2 separate regions of the Mus musculus genome follow, and region 1 is linked to region 2. Evidence: chromatin contacts called from ENCODE POLR2A ChIA-PET data. All regions are on one chromosome and are shown on one strand. The core of a region is the stretch at or near the end of the contact, and the rest is flanking DNA. Distances in the headings are between cores, read along the strand shown. Region 1 overlaps St6gal1 (beta galactoside alpha 2,6 sialyltransferase 1). Region 2 holds the start of Eif4a2 (eukaryotic translation initiation factor 4A2).

Evidence for each region. ChIA-PET counts read pairs that join two places held with the same protein, here RNA polymerase II (POLR2A).
Region 1: POLR2A ChIA-PET joins it to region 2 with 18 read pairs in Patski. The contact joins the enhancer-like site here to the promoter of Eif4a2 in region 2. POLR2A ChIA-PET finds 5 or more read pairs at or near these places in 2 of 5 experiments (Patski and embryonic stem cell).

What each region holds. Positions count from the first base shown.
Region 1 is chr16:23,237,439-23,243,772 of GRCm38, forward strand. All of the region lies in intron 1 of St6gal1 (beta galactoside alpha 2,6 sialyltransferase 1), which reads left to right. Among named protein-coding and RNA genes, the nearest start is that of BC106179, 15 kb to the left of the region's middle. Within about 2 kb of position 3,389, at least 2 of the 3 ENCODE cell types and tissues checked have a DNase peak (open chromatin) inside an H3K27ac peak, as active enhancers do.
Region 2 is chr16:23,104,624-23,111,091 of GRCm38, forward strand. Eif4a2 (eukaryotic translation initiation factor 4A2) reads left to right here and starts at 2,845. Exons shown (of 11, transcript NM_013506.3): 1 at 2,845-3,197; 2 at 3,965-4,010; 3 at 4,096-4,228; 4 at 4,497-4,636; 5 at 5,362-5,530; 6 at 5,611-5,720; 7 at 5,957-6,100. The coding sequence starts at 3,169. It overlaps Snord2 (small nucleolar RNA, C/D box 2), which reads left to right and starts at 4,330; the gene lies at 4,330-4,397. Snora81 (small nucleolar RNA, H/ACA box 81) reads left to right here and starts at 6,147; the gene lies at 6,147-6,310. It overlaps LOC115488690 (a small nucleolar RNA gene), which reads left to right and starts at 5,760; the gene lies at 5,760-5,884.

The sequences.
Region 1 (6,334 bases), core at 2,139-4,638, 130 kb after region 2:
AGGTGAGTTCTGCGGTTTGATTTGAGAAAAGGGAGTCGTGAGAATACTGAGGAGGAGTGAAGTGTGTGGCCTGCAGGGCCATTGTGAGTGACTTGTGGCCGGAGAGCAAGGGCGAATGCATGCACAGCTGCTCTTGACCGTGTAGCCTCGGCATGCTAGCAAGCACACACCAGTTTGGATAAACTGAACGTTTGGCCCTGGTGTATAAACTGAAGCCATGATCTCTCTGAGGCAGGGTTGGGGAAAAGCTTTATCGTAGATATGAGGCATCTGGAAGAGGCGAATACAGAATGAGAGAGAGAGAGAGAGAGAGAGAGGGAGAGAGAGAGAGAGAGAGAGAGATAGAGAGAGAGAATAGATTGAACATAGCCACCAGACTGGACCTGGCCATGAGAGGAGAGAGAGAAGGATGGGGAGAGCGAGAGAGGAGAGAGAGTGTGGGCAGAGGAGACCAAGAGAGGATGCCTAGAGAGGAAGACAAGAGAGCAAGTAGCCAAAAATAGTAGGGTTCTATAGGAATGAGAAGCTGGGGGAGGGGAGCCCAGGAGCTGGAGAAGTTTAGGCTAGGGGGAGGGGTGAAGGAGCCTGGAGGCCTCTGTATGCTTTGATAGGCTAATAGGCCCACCGATAACCTTCTATCCTCCTTGATAGTGACAAGAAATTGGCTGCTTTGATAGGGGAAATGGGTGCCAGAATTTTGGGGGATGGAGTTTTCTTTGGCCCTGACAGCAGCCCCATGTAACACAGTTGTTTTTCCTGCACTGATGAAGGCACGGTATTCAAAGTGGTTTACCTAAAGTAATTCAGTGTAAAGTTGTGCCTTAAACCCTGTGGGCTCTCTGAATTCCAAAGCCTGTGGTTTCCTCTTGTGCTATGACTTGTGGGCCATAGGGACACCTGATTAGCTACCTTACTGAAACAAACTTTACAAAAGGCAAATGTGAGATATGCTTTTCACAGATTGCAATTTTTTTAAGCATGAAATAGTTTATTTAGGGCATGGGGAAGGGAGTTGAGAGGGTAGTAGGGACAGAGAAAGTGAGGGAGGGGGCGGGGAAGAAGGAGAGGGTAAGAGGAGAAGAGATGGGAGGGGAGGGGAGGGGAGGCTGGCCATAAACACATGGAGGGGGTGGGGGGAGAAGGGGTGATGAGGGAAGAGGGCAAGAGAGTAAGGGAGCAAGAGCCACAGGCAGCATTTTATCAATGAGCTTCCTATACATGTACTTACATACTTCTATTTACCTGTCAAAGAAACTATACTTTAGCTTATGGTGTCTTAGTTACTGTTACACTACTGTGAAGAGACATCATGACCATGGCAAACTCTTCTAAAGAAAGCATTTGATTGGTGGCTTGCTTACAGTTTTAAAGAGTTAGTCCCTGATTGTCACAGTGGGAAGCAGACAGGTATGGCACTGGTGCCTTAGCTAAGAGTTTTCTATTCTGGTTCACAGGCATCAGGAGAGAGACAGAGACAGAGACAGAGAGACAGACACAGAGAGACAAAGACAGAAACACAGACAGAGAGACAGACACAGACAGACTAGACCTGGCATGGTCTCTTGAAACCTCAAAGCCCACCCCCAGTGACACACCTTCTCCAACAAGGCCATAGCCCCTAATCCTTCCCAAACAATTCTATTCCCTTTAAATGTAAGCATTTAAATTATGAGATATGGAGACCTTTCTTGTCTGAATCACCTCAGGTTGTAAATTTTGTAGCTAAAGTTTTAGATTTGACAACAATCTATTGTCCAGACTCTCTAGTATCTCGCTGCTATATGATCCCAGCATACGTAATGACACCCTAATTTCCTTCTCATTAAAAGGTTTTTTGTTTTGTTTTTTTGTTTTTTGTTTTTGTTTTTTTTTTTTTTGTTTTTTGTTTTTTGTTTTGTTTTTTTTTTTTTTTTTTTTGAGACAGGGTTTCTCTTGAGTTCTGTCCTGGAACTCACTTTGTAAACCAGGCTGGCCTCAAACTCAGAAATCCGCCTGCCTCCCAAGTGCTGGGATTAAAGGCATGCGCCACCACCGCCCAGCGTGTCATGAGTTTTTAAAGTTTAAATTAGGCTACAGATATTACAGGATGCATAAAGATAGAAGAGCCACATAGAGGGTTTGCTACTGTGGACACAGGCTTTGCCTTCCCGAAGGTGTACAACGGCTGAAGCACCCACAGGTAGGTGTCTGAGTGCTCCTAGCCACAGACTGGGTCCCTGAAGTGTTGAAATAAGTGACTTGGTCAAGAGGCACAACACTCTGCATCCTGATTCAGATAAGCAGCCCTGGCTTTCAGTGGGAGGCGGCAGAGAGGGCTTGGCAGGCACCTGTGTTGCCTGGCCTGGTGAGGGAGTCTTTCTCCTGTCTTCCAGCTTGCTGGGGAATGCCTGGGCTAGGGAGTTGGTCTGGATGGCTGTCAACAGCTCAGCGAGGGTGGAGGAGGGTGTCCAGACGTGTGTACTACAAGGAGGAATGTGAGAACTGCCAGGCAAGCAGTTCCCCTTCCATATCTGGGAAAGGCTGGTGGTCGGGAAAGAGACAGGCAGGATAGGGTTGGCAGGATGTGTGGTAGCAGTCTTCATTCTGTATGGGTACCTATGAGGACAAACTATATTCAGGAGGAAGGGCATCTAGCTCTCAGGCTGTTTTAATGTGGCCTGGAGTATCTTCCTTCTACTTTAGGAAGAATAGAGAGGGCCCTGGCATGGCCTGGAGGCTCAAAAGCCTTAGCATAGGGGAATGTGTGCCCACATGTGTAGGCATGGCCACACTACTGTAAATACCTAGTGCACCCCGTAGTGTTGAAGGGCTCCACCTGTCTGAATCCACCGATCTTTCAGCTTATGAGAGCCAGGCCTATGTCACCATGCTCAGTGGTAGACAGCCTTAGCCTTGCCCAAATGAGGCCCTGAAGCTGACAGAGAAAAGAGGATTTCTTTCATCTCTTGAACCGTAGTTATTTGTTAGAATGCGGTTTCTTGGATGGTTAGTATTGTGCACAGCTTCAAGCCCAGCACATGACTGAGCACTGGGGCGTCTCCTGGAATGAGCTCAGCAACCCTGGTGGTCATAGGCCACGCTTGGCCTCGACACATGCACAGCAGCCCTGCAGGGGAGGCCGGGAGAGCAGGTAGAGGGAGCCGTAGCCGTCTGGGGCAAGCACCACCTTGCAGCTGTGCTCGGCTCATGAAAGAGTCCTTTTTTCCTACCTGTCAATTACGACCTTCGGAGGGAGAGTCAAGCAGAAATGGAAGAGGAAGTGTGGTGTGGCTCTCCATGTGAACTATGCTGGGGAGCCAGGCTTGGAGCCTTGCTTGTCTGAGCCCCTTGGGAACCAAGTATATCAGAGTTTGTTCCAGATGGGAGAGGGAAGGAGGCAGCCTGCCAGCTCTGACAAATGCTGCTTGCTGTAGGGCTGGAGGCTGCTGGCCCAGGGCCTGAGCTGGAGGAGGCTAATGATAGTGTGAGGAATCAATCAATCCCCCAGATGAGGGAGGCTTCCTGCTAGAGGCATGTGGCTGCTTTTCTTTTCATCTTCACAATGAATGTCTTATTCTGGGCTGTCCATTTGGGAAAGGGAGGGAGCAGGCAAAGAGGAGCCCTGCAGCCTCGCCCAGGGCAGCACTCCTGCATTGGAAGCGTCTGTCCGTCCGCCCTACCCATGCCTTCAGGGACCGTCTTGGTGACTCAACAGGATGAGGCTGAGCAGTTTGCTGCTACCCAGTCACCTTTACAGTCTCCCTTCCTCAGGAAGCCCTTAGCTTTTGGGGGAAAGTCACATGCTTTCCAGCTAGGTGGACTTGGGTTTAAATTCTAGATGTGTTGTTTGTTGTTAACTCTTTGAACTTGGAGACTGAACTTCTCAGATGCTCATTTTGCGTCCTAGTCTGCAGTAATTCTTCCAACATCATAGCATTGACATGCATGCTTCAAGTAGAGCTGGACACATGACTGTGATCAACAAATAGCTGTTTCAAAGACCACAACTCAGTATCCAGAATCTACAAAGTACTGCAGAGAGAGGGGTGGTGGTGGTGGCAGAGACAGACACACGAGAGGTGGGGGGCAGAGACCCAGGAGACAACTGCCAATCTACAATAGGCTGAAGAAAAAGGAACAGGTAGATCTCAAAAGAAGAAACACAAATGGTCAGCAAATGTTTTAAAAAGTGTTCAACATCCCTAGTCATCAGGGGAATGATTTGAGATACTTACTGTCACATCCTAGTCAGAATGGCTGTCATCAATATATCTGATTACAAATGTTGGAGAGGATGTAGGGGAAGAGAAACCATTATCCATTGCTGTGCGAGTCCAAATTATACAGCCATGGTGCAAATAAATGGAGACTCCACAAATAAATAAATTTTAAAAAATTGCCGTAAATATTTAAAAAGAACCGCCAAGTTCCTACGCTCCATCCAACTACTCTCTGCCCACCAACTCTCTGGCAGGGCCGGAGCTCCCGAGTTCCCTTCGCTGCCATACCAGCCCCATGCAACGACCGTCTACCCCTCAGCCAGCGACCACAACACCCAGCAACCTGGTAGAAACAAAACTCTAGAAGTTTATAATTAAGTCAGATTTATATATCAATAAATTCTCAATTCACAAGATGCCCACACAATAATTTCAGAGCCAATCAATAATGATATAAGCTGCCCACCTAGATCAGACAAGTTATCCCAATTATTCCATTCCTATATGATATTCATAACTACCTGTGGCTATTTAAAACCATGTGAGATCAGGATCTTCTTCCTGTCTGTCCGCCTCCATCTTGGCTTCTTTTCTCTCCTCTCTGAGTCGTTCTCTGACCCTGCAACTCTTCACTCTGCTTCCCTTTTCCCTGTCCAATCACAGGCCTCCTGCTGCCCCACCATTGTCCTCCTGGGCAATGAGACTCTATGCCCTACCACAGAGATACTTGAACCTCCATCTGTGTTCATTGCTGCTCTTTTTTACAGTAGCAAGGAAACAGAATCAACTTAGATGGCATTCAACAGATGAATGGATTATGAAAATGTGGAACTTTCACAGAGCGGGATACTATACAGCTGTGAAGGAAAAAAGAAAGAAAGAAAGAAAGAAAGAAAGAAAGAAAGAAAGAAAGAAAGAAAGAAAGTAAGTTGCAGGAAAATGGAAGGTCCAGAAAAGTATAATGTTGAGTGAGGTGACTTTACCTCGGAAAGGCAACAAGCCACATGTCTGTCCTCATATTCGGCTTCTGTCCTGTAGTCTATATGTGCCCTAGGTCAATGGGTGTGAGTGGGGGCAAACTTTAGAAAGGAGGCCACGTAAGGAAGGACAGAGTGTAGGCAGAAGGGCCAGAGTCAGGGAAGAGAGTATTAAAGCTGTTACTTTCTAGTTTCAACGTCATCATAGTGTTTTCTTTTCTTTCATTCTGTAGGGAGTGGGTATGTGGATTCAATTTTCCTGTTTCCAAGTAGCAACAATCATGTTTGCATTCCAGAAGAGTCCAGCATGTGTTCTTCCTTTGAGGCAGTGCTTGTGGAAGCTGGGCCTTCTTTTTAATTCCATTGACCACTCGAGCAATAGAAGTGGACATGACTAGTGCCTTAGTTAGGGTTGCTGAGAAGAGACACCATGACCAAGTCATCTCTTGTAAAGGACAACATTTAATTAGGGCTGGCTTACAGTTGCAGACGGTCAGTCCATTATCATCATGGTAGGGAGCATGGCAGTGTCTGCTAGAGGAGCTGAGAGTTCTATATCTTGATCTGAAGGCAGCCAGGAGTGGACCTGAGCATAGGAGACCCCAAAGCCTGCCTACACAGTGACACACCTCCTCCAACAAGGCCACACCTCCTAATGGTGGCACTCATTCCCCATGAGCCAAGCATTTGAGCACATGAGTCTGTGGGGGCCATTCCTAGTGCAGCTACCACGATGAGTTTGGAAGATTTGTCATGTCAGCCCACTTAGAAAGTGTGATCCTTTCGTTTAGATTTATTTACTCTAGTTCATGGTTATGAATGTTTTGCTTGCATGTGTGTCTGTGCATCACATGCACGCCTGGTACCCAAGGAAGTCAGAAGATGACATCTGATTTCCTGGAATTGGAGTGATGGCTGCTTGTGAGCTGCCATGTAGGAGTCAGACACAGGTCCTCTGCATGAGCGAGTGCTCAGAACTGCTGAGCCACCTCCCCGACCCTGAAAAAGTGATTGAAATAATGTTTTGGGGAGAGCGACTTTGTAACCTGATACTATCCCTTTTTTCTTCCCTTTCTTTCTTTTATAACTGTATCTACTTAACTATATCAAATCATTTATTCCATTATTTAACTTGTAAATCACATTTCTTTACATAAA
Region 2 (6,468 bases), core at 1,595-4,094:
AAAAAGGTCTGAAAATATACATAAACAAAATTTTGTGGACCAACTGATTATGAAACTGCTGTTTCATTTTTGTTATTTTACTTTTATTTTATTTTGCTTTTGTGTATGGATGTTCAACAGTGGCTGGCCTAGAACTTTTTATTTTAGAGCAGGCTAGCTTCCAACTCAGAGTTTCACCTGCCTCTGTCTTCCAAGTGCTGGAATTAAAGGCATGTGCTGTGCAAGGCTCTATTTAATTTTTGGTGTTTTTTTTTTTTTTTTTTTTTTTCCGAGACCGGGTTTCTCTGTGTAGCCCTAACTGTCCTGGAACTCACTCTGTAGACCAGGCTGGCCTCTTTTTGTTTTTGTTTTTGTTTTTCGAGATAAGGTTTCTCTGTATAGCTCTGACTGTCCTGGAACTCACTCTGTAGAACAGGCTGGCCTTGAACTCAGAAATTCACCTGCCTCTGCCTCCCCAGTGCTGGGATTAAAGGCGTGTACCACCATGCCCCGTATTTGTTTTGTTTTTAAGCAGTATTTATGTATTTCAGGGGGCTCTTGCCCATGCTCTAGCCCAGGTGCACCTTGAACTTGTGATTCTCTTGGCTCTGCCTCTTGAGTAGGTAAAATCACAGGCCTGTGGCTTGGTTAAGATTTTTTTTTTTTAATTACCATTTGTAGTATAACTGGTCTCACACATTCCAAGATTATTAAGGAACATTTATATTTATATAAACATTCATTCATTTACTTTTGAGATACAGTTTCTCTGTGTAGCCCTGGCTGTTCTGGAATTTGCTCTGTAGGCCAGGTTGGCCTCAAATTCAGAGATCCCACTGCTTGCACCTCTACCTCTGCCTCACAAGTGCTGGGGTTAAAGGCTTGCACCACCACTGCCTGGCCACTAAGAGTATTTATAGTTAACTTTGATAAGGCTACTTTCAGATGATAGCTGAGTATCCTTATATTGGTGTCAACTCCATCTATACAGACTTACAAAACCTTAAGAATCTATGCTTTATTTTTAGCTCATGAGTTACTTGGTGCTATTTATGCTGTGAGAACAGGATAAGCACAGTGTTTACTGGAAACACCTCATGGGGGATGGAGACTTTGATTTATTATCTTCTAATTTATTATTATTATTATTGTCATTTTTTTCCAAGACTGGGTTTCACTATGTACCTCTGACTGTCCACTATGTAGACCAGGCTGGCCTTGAAACTCATAGAGATCCATCTGCCTCCATGAGTGCTGGGATTAAAGACATGTGTGACCATACTCAGACTATACTTTTTAAATACAAAATGTCTTCCACAGTTATAGTCTAAAGGTTAGCCTTAAATATTTCCTCTTAAGGGACTTAGGAAAATCCTCAGGGCATGTAATGACAGTACTAACCATAACGAAAACATCTGTTAGGCACATGTAGTCTTCCTCAGAAAAACTGAACTTTGTTGAGTTTCTTAGATCAGGAAGTATTATTTATTTTTATTTTTATGGCAACTTTGAAAGAGACTCTACACAGGATGGCCAATCCATTTTGTCACTCACTCACTTGTCCCTTGAGGCAAGGTCTCATTATATAGCCCTTGCTGGCCTGAACCCTCTAAGACTTGCAGGGATCCACGAGCCTCCACTTCCTGAGTGCTAGGGTTAAAAGTCCATGTCACCACACCCGGTCTCTATTTTGTCATCATTTTGTAACAGTTTCTGACACAATAACTTCCAAATAAGTACAGGTTTTATTTTTGAGTAAGGATAGCACATAGGGCTGGCAAGATGATTCAATGCTGGCCTTAGGGCATGCTGACCTAAGTTCCATCCCCAGGACCCACTTGTGGGATCCAAGTAGTAGGAGACGAATCAACTCCTAAGAGTCGTCCGTTGACTTCCACGCGCTGAGGTGCACACTCAATAAATAAACAAATACAATTTAATCTAATTTAATCTTTTTAGAGCCAAATACTTTTCGTAAATTACCAAACTGAGCCTTTTCCTTCTCTGGTTAGTCAGTCTTTGGTCTTCTGAATTAATGAGAAAAATTTTTGAGTGTTCAGGATACTTTCATATTTTAAAATTCAAGGATTAAATATCTTATATTTTTTTGCAAGGGGCTCGAGTTGTGGCTGACTGGAAACGTCTAGGCTTATGCAGCCATGCAAGTTTATTACGAGCAATACGAACTATATTGTCTCAATTTCAGTAAGGCAATATTAGATGATTAAAATCGTTTTTGTTTTTTGTTTTTGTTTTGTTTTACCAGAAGAGACAATCAGCTCTTGAAGTGCTAGGGCTGAGTCTGCCAGAAGCACCCATTTACATTTCTGTGTTACAAAGAATGACAGGTCCTTTGCACAAGTTGGTAGTGATTCTATCAGTCATTTCTCGCACCTGTTAGGTTGAAATTATTAGCATTATTTTTTAAGCCAGAGCTGAAGACGACCGACCAGAAAGAGATGAAAATCGAATCACCACCCTAGGGACATCTGTTAATGATACTACACACTGTGCTTCTCGTCTTACAAAAATAGAACTGCAAACTGGATTTCCTAGGATGTGCTGGGTGGCCGACATTTTCCGTGGCAGGGGTTTCACACGTTCCAGATCTGAATGGATATTAAATGGCTGGGCGAAATGCCAGGTAGCCCTTTCCTGTCACATTAAACAGCAGTGAGAACGGGCGGGGTAACCCTATTCTGTTCCGGCACGGAACGCGGTGGCTCGGACCAAGGGCACGCTGACGCGCAGGTAGCCCGGAGCTGCGTCCTGGAGACGCCGCCCGCCAGCGAACAGCGCCACCGGCTTCCGCCCTAAGCGCCCAGGGCTCCGCCGGCCTCTGCGGCAGGGCCGCGGAAACCCCGTAGGAGCAGGGCGGCCGAGGAGCGCGGCGCGCGGTCGCGCTGCTGCAATATTCTTCCGCCGAAAGCAAAGAGTCCCAGACCCGTTCCCGATTCGTGGATCTCCGGGAACGCTGTAATACCAAGTAATAGTGAAATGTGGATTTTGTCATCGACTCCTGTAGGGCTTCACCTCCGGTAACAAACTCCAGGAGTACAATTTTGTGGCTTCCGAAAGGGGAATAAGGAAATTCCTCCGCGAGAAACGGGTTCCGGCCGCGAGCCTATAAAAAACGGGCGGCGCCGTCCGCCTGTCTTTTCAGTCGGGCGCTGAGTGGGTTTTCGGATCATGTCTGGTGGCTCCGCGGATTACAACAGGTACGGCGCTCCCGGGGCGGCCGGTGGCCTGTAGTCAAGGTCACTAGGACCCGCGTTGAGGTGGGTTGCTTGGCGGCCACACTGCAGGTATGCGGGCTTTTTCTTAGGGCACACACTTCTCCTTGTGCCCTTCGAGAAGCTTCCATGATGGTAAGACTCCAGATGTTGGGGAGACAGGACGGATACAAGAACGGAGTATTAAGGATGCCCTTTCTTAGGACACATTGTGACATCTTGGCTGCTGCCCCTCCCCGTACGGGATATGGCAAGCGGAGCCGTGGCGCAGACTGCTTAGGGGCGGGTAACCGGGACCCGAAGGTTTATTGGCGGCCAGTGGCGCGAGCTGGCGTTCTTAGGGTTCTGTCGAGATGGGAGATTGGACGGCCAGGGGACGATCACCCTGGACCGTGAAACGGAGCGACGGAGCCGTTGGCATGGACCTGCCTGGGCCTTTCGGCGTCAATCACGCCGGCTTGCGCAGAGTTAGGGGCGGAGCTCGGCGCGCGGAGCACTCGCGAGAGCTTCGCTTCCCAAGCGGGAGGGCCTGGTCCTAGGGCACTGAGTAAAGGGGCGTCTATACTTAGGGGTCCAAGTCCCAAGCTGTTGGGGAGGGCGAATGGCGCTTCGCAGCATTGCGGCCGGTTTTGAGGCGTTTTCAGCAGAGCACAGGGGCGCGGAGGGGAATGAGGTACGGGGTGGAAGGGCCCTTTAAGGGTCTCTGCGTGGCTTGGAAGCAGTATGTCTAACTGCAGTGTTGTTGTCAGCAGAGAACATGGCGGCCCAGAGGGAATGGACCCCGATGGTGTCATCGAGGTAAGGAGTGGGTGTGGACGTTAAAGGTTTGGAAAGGTACATTTTTTTTTCATGTCTTATTCATAGTTTCATTATTAACTTACAGAGCAACTGGAATGAAATTGTTGATAACTTTGATGATATGAATTTAAAGGAGTCCCTTCTTCGAGGCATCTATGCATATGGTTTTGAGAAGCCTTCAGCTATTCAGCAAAGAGCTATTATCCCTTGTATTAAAGGTAAAACTCTATTGCCGTTAGGATAAGTGCTCTGCACATACATGGACCGGAAAAGGGAAAGTGACCTTTGGGGAAGTACTAGCACCTGATTGTATTCCTTAAAGTGAAATGATGGCAAATCATCTTTCGGGACTGACCTGAAATGAAGAGAATACTCTTGCTGATCACTTATGTGGGCGTAACTTTATGTTCCAACTGGAATACATGGTGTATAGTAGAAGTAACGATTTGATGTGGGATCGGTAAATATGTATCCTACTTTTTTTAGGGTATGATGTGATTGCTCAAGCTCAGTCAGGTACTGGCAAGACAGCCACATTTGCTATTTCCATCCTGCAACAGTTGGAGATTGAGTTCAAGGAGACCCAAGCACTAGTATTGGCCCCCACCAGAGAACTGGCTCAACAGGTATTGATAGTGTAGTTCAAAAAACTGCTTGCGTGTTGCATAGGTTTCAGGTTTCACAACTGTGAAGAATTTAAAATTAAAACGTATAAATTGTCCTAGTCCTGTGAGAGCCCCCATTTTAATTGTCCATGCATGCAGGGAGTTTTGTTGAAAGCTAAGCAGGAAATGGGTATTGTAGGTATGACTTTAGGGATTGATTGCACCTCAACAGTTAAACCCATAGGTTTCTCAGGGTGGATTATATCTGTACCCATTTAAAATTTGGAATGCAGTTGTGCAACATGAAAACTGCAGTGACATGTTAAACATTTGACTGTCTCAGTAGTTTGTGATGCATCTGTTGCATGCTATGTTTTCAAAGCACTGCTATATTGGCTTTGAAGTAATACTTCCTGATGAAGCTGCAAGCTTTATTCGGGTCAAGATTATAAGGCTCAGTGCCTTGTGGGAAAAAATACCAATATTTGCCCTTAAAAGCATTTCACTACACAGTGGAGAATGTAGAAATTGATTATTTACGTTCCTAGTTGGTGTTTGAGGTAACAAGGTCCCAAGTTTAAAAAGAGGAGGGAGCATTAAGTTTAAGGTGAATTTTAAGCTTGAAATTAGTAAATTTTGTGCTATGCATGCATAAAAGCTGTTGGCATATATAATAGTGCAATTATGCCTTTAAGCTTAGTCTTAGACCTAGGTTTTATAGAATAACTACCATTTTTGGCTTTTAGATCCAAAAGGTAATTTTGGCTCTTGGAGATTATATGGGAGCAACTTGTCATGCTTGCATTGGAGGAACAAATGTTCGAAATGAAATGCAGAAGTTGCAGGCTGAAGCCCCTCACATTGTTGTTGGTACTCCAGGGAGAGTGTTTGATATGCTAAACAGAAGATACCTTTGTAAGTAGTGAATCTTAATGGTCCTTCTTATCAAAAGGTTATGAGAACTTGGTGATGCAGTATGACTTTCTTATTAACAGCTCCAAAATGGATCAAAATGTTCGTTTTGGACGAAGCAGATGAAATGTTGAGCCGAGGGTTTAAGGATCAGATCTATGAGATTTTCCAGAAATTAAATACAAGCATTCAGGTAAAGTTTATTTCTTCTATTTATTTGGGGTTAGGTTTCATGCAGGTACAGTTACAATAAAACTGAAGTGTTCTATTGTCGTTCCCCCTGCTTAAAGCATTTGATACATTACTATCTCTGCCTAGCTCTACCATACTAAGGCAGAGACGCTTGGTTTCAAACATTTTCCCGTCTAGCATTTGCTAAAAAGATTATACAAACTAAACAGATAAAGACAAGCATTTTATTTTTTAAAGGTTGTGTTGCTTTCTGCCACAATGCCAACTGATGTGCTAGAAGTGACCAAGAAATTCATGAGAGATCCAATTCGAATTCTGGTGAAGAAGGAAGAATTGACCCTTGAAGGAATTAAACAATTTTATATTAATGTTGAGCGAGAGGTAATTTTGTTACAAGCTTTTTTTTTTTTTTCACCTTCTTGTATAAGCACTGTGCTAAAATTGCAGGAACTAAGATTCTATCTTGGTTTTTGTAATAATGCTAGCAGAGTACACACAAGAAGAAAAGTAACTGCACTGGATTGCAAAGACTGGGGTGGACCTCTTTCTTAATGTCCAGTGTCCTATGTCATAAGATTCGGTGCAATAAGTATTTAGACCAGCAATAAATACTCAGCTTGGAGATCATCATGATCTTTGTGGGTAGCATATCAGATACTACAGTCAACAGTTACGAATAGCAACAAATTTATGGTGGGGAAACTATTAGAGGGCTGCAGCAATAGAATTGAGAACCACTGCTTTAGTTT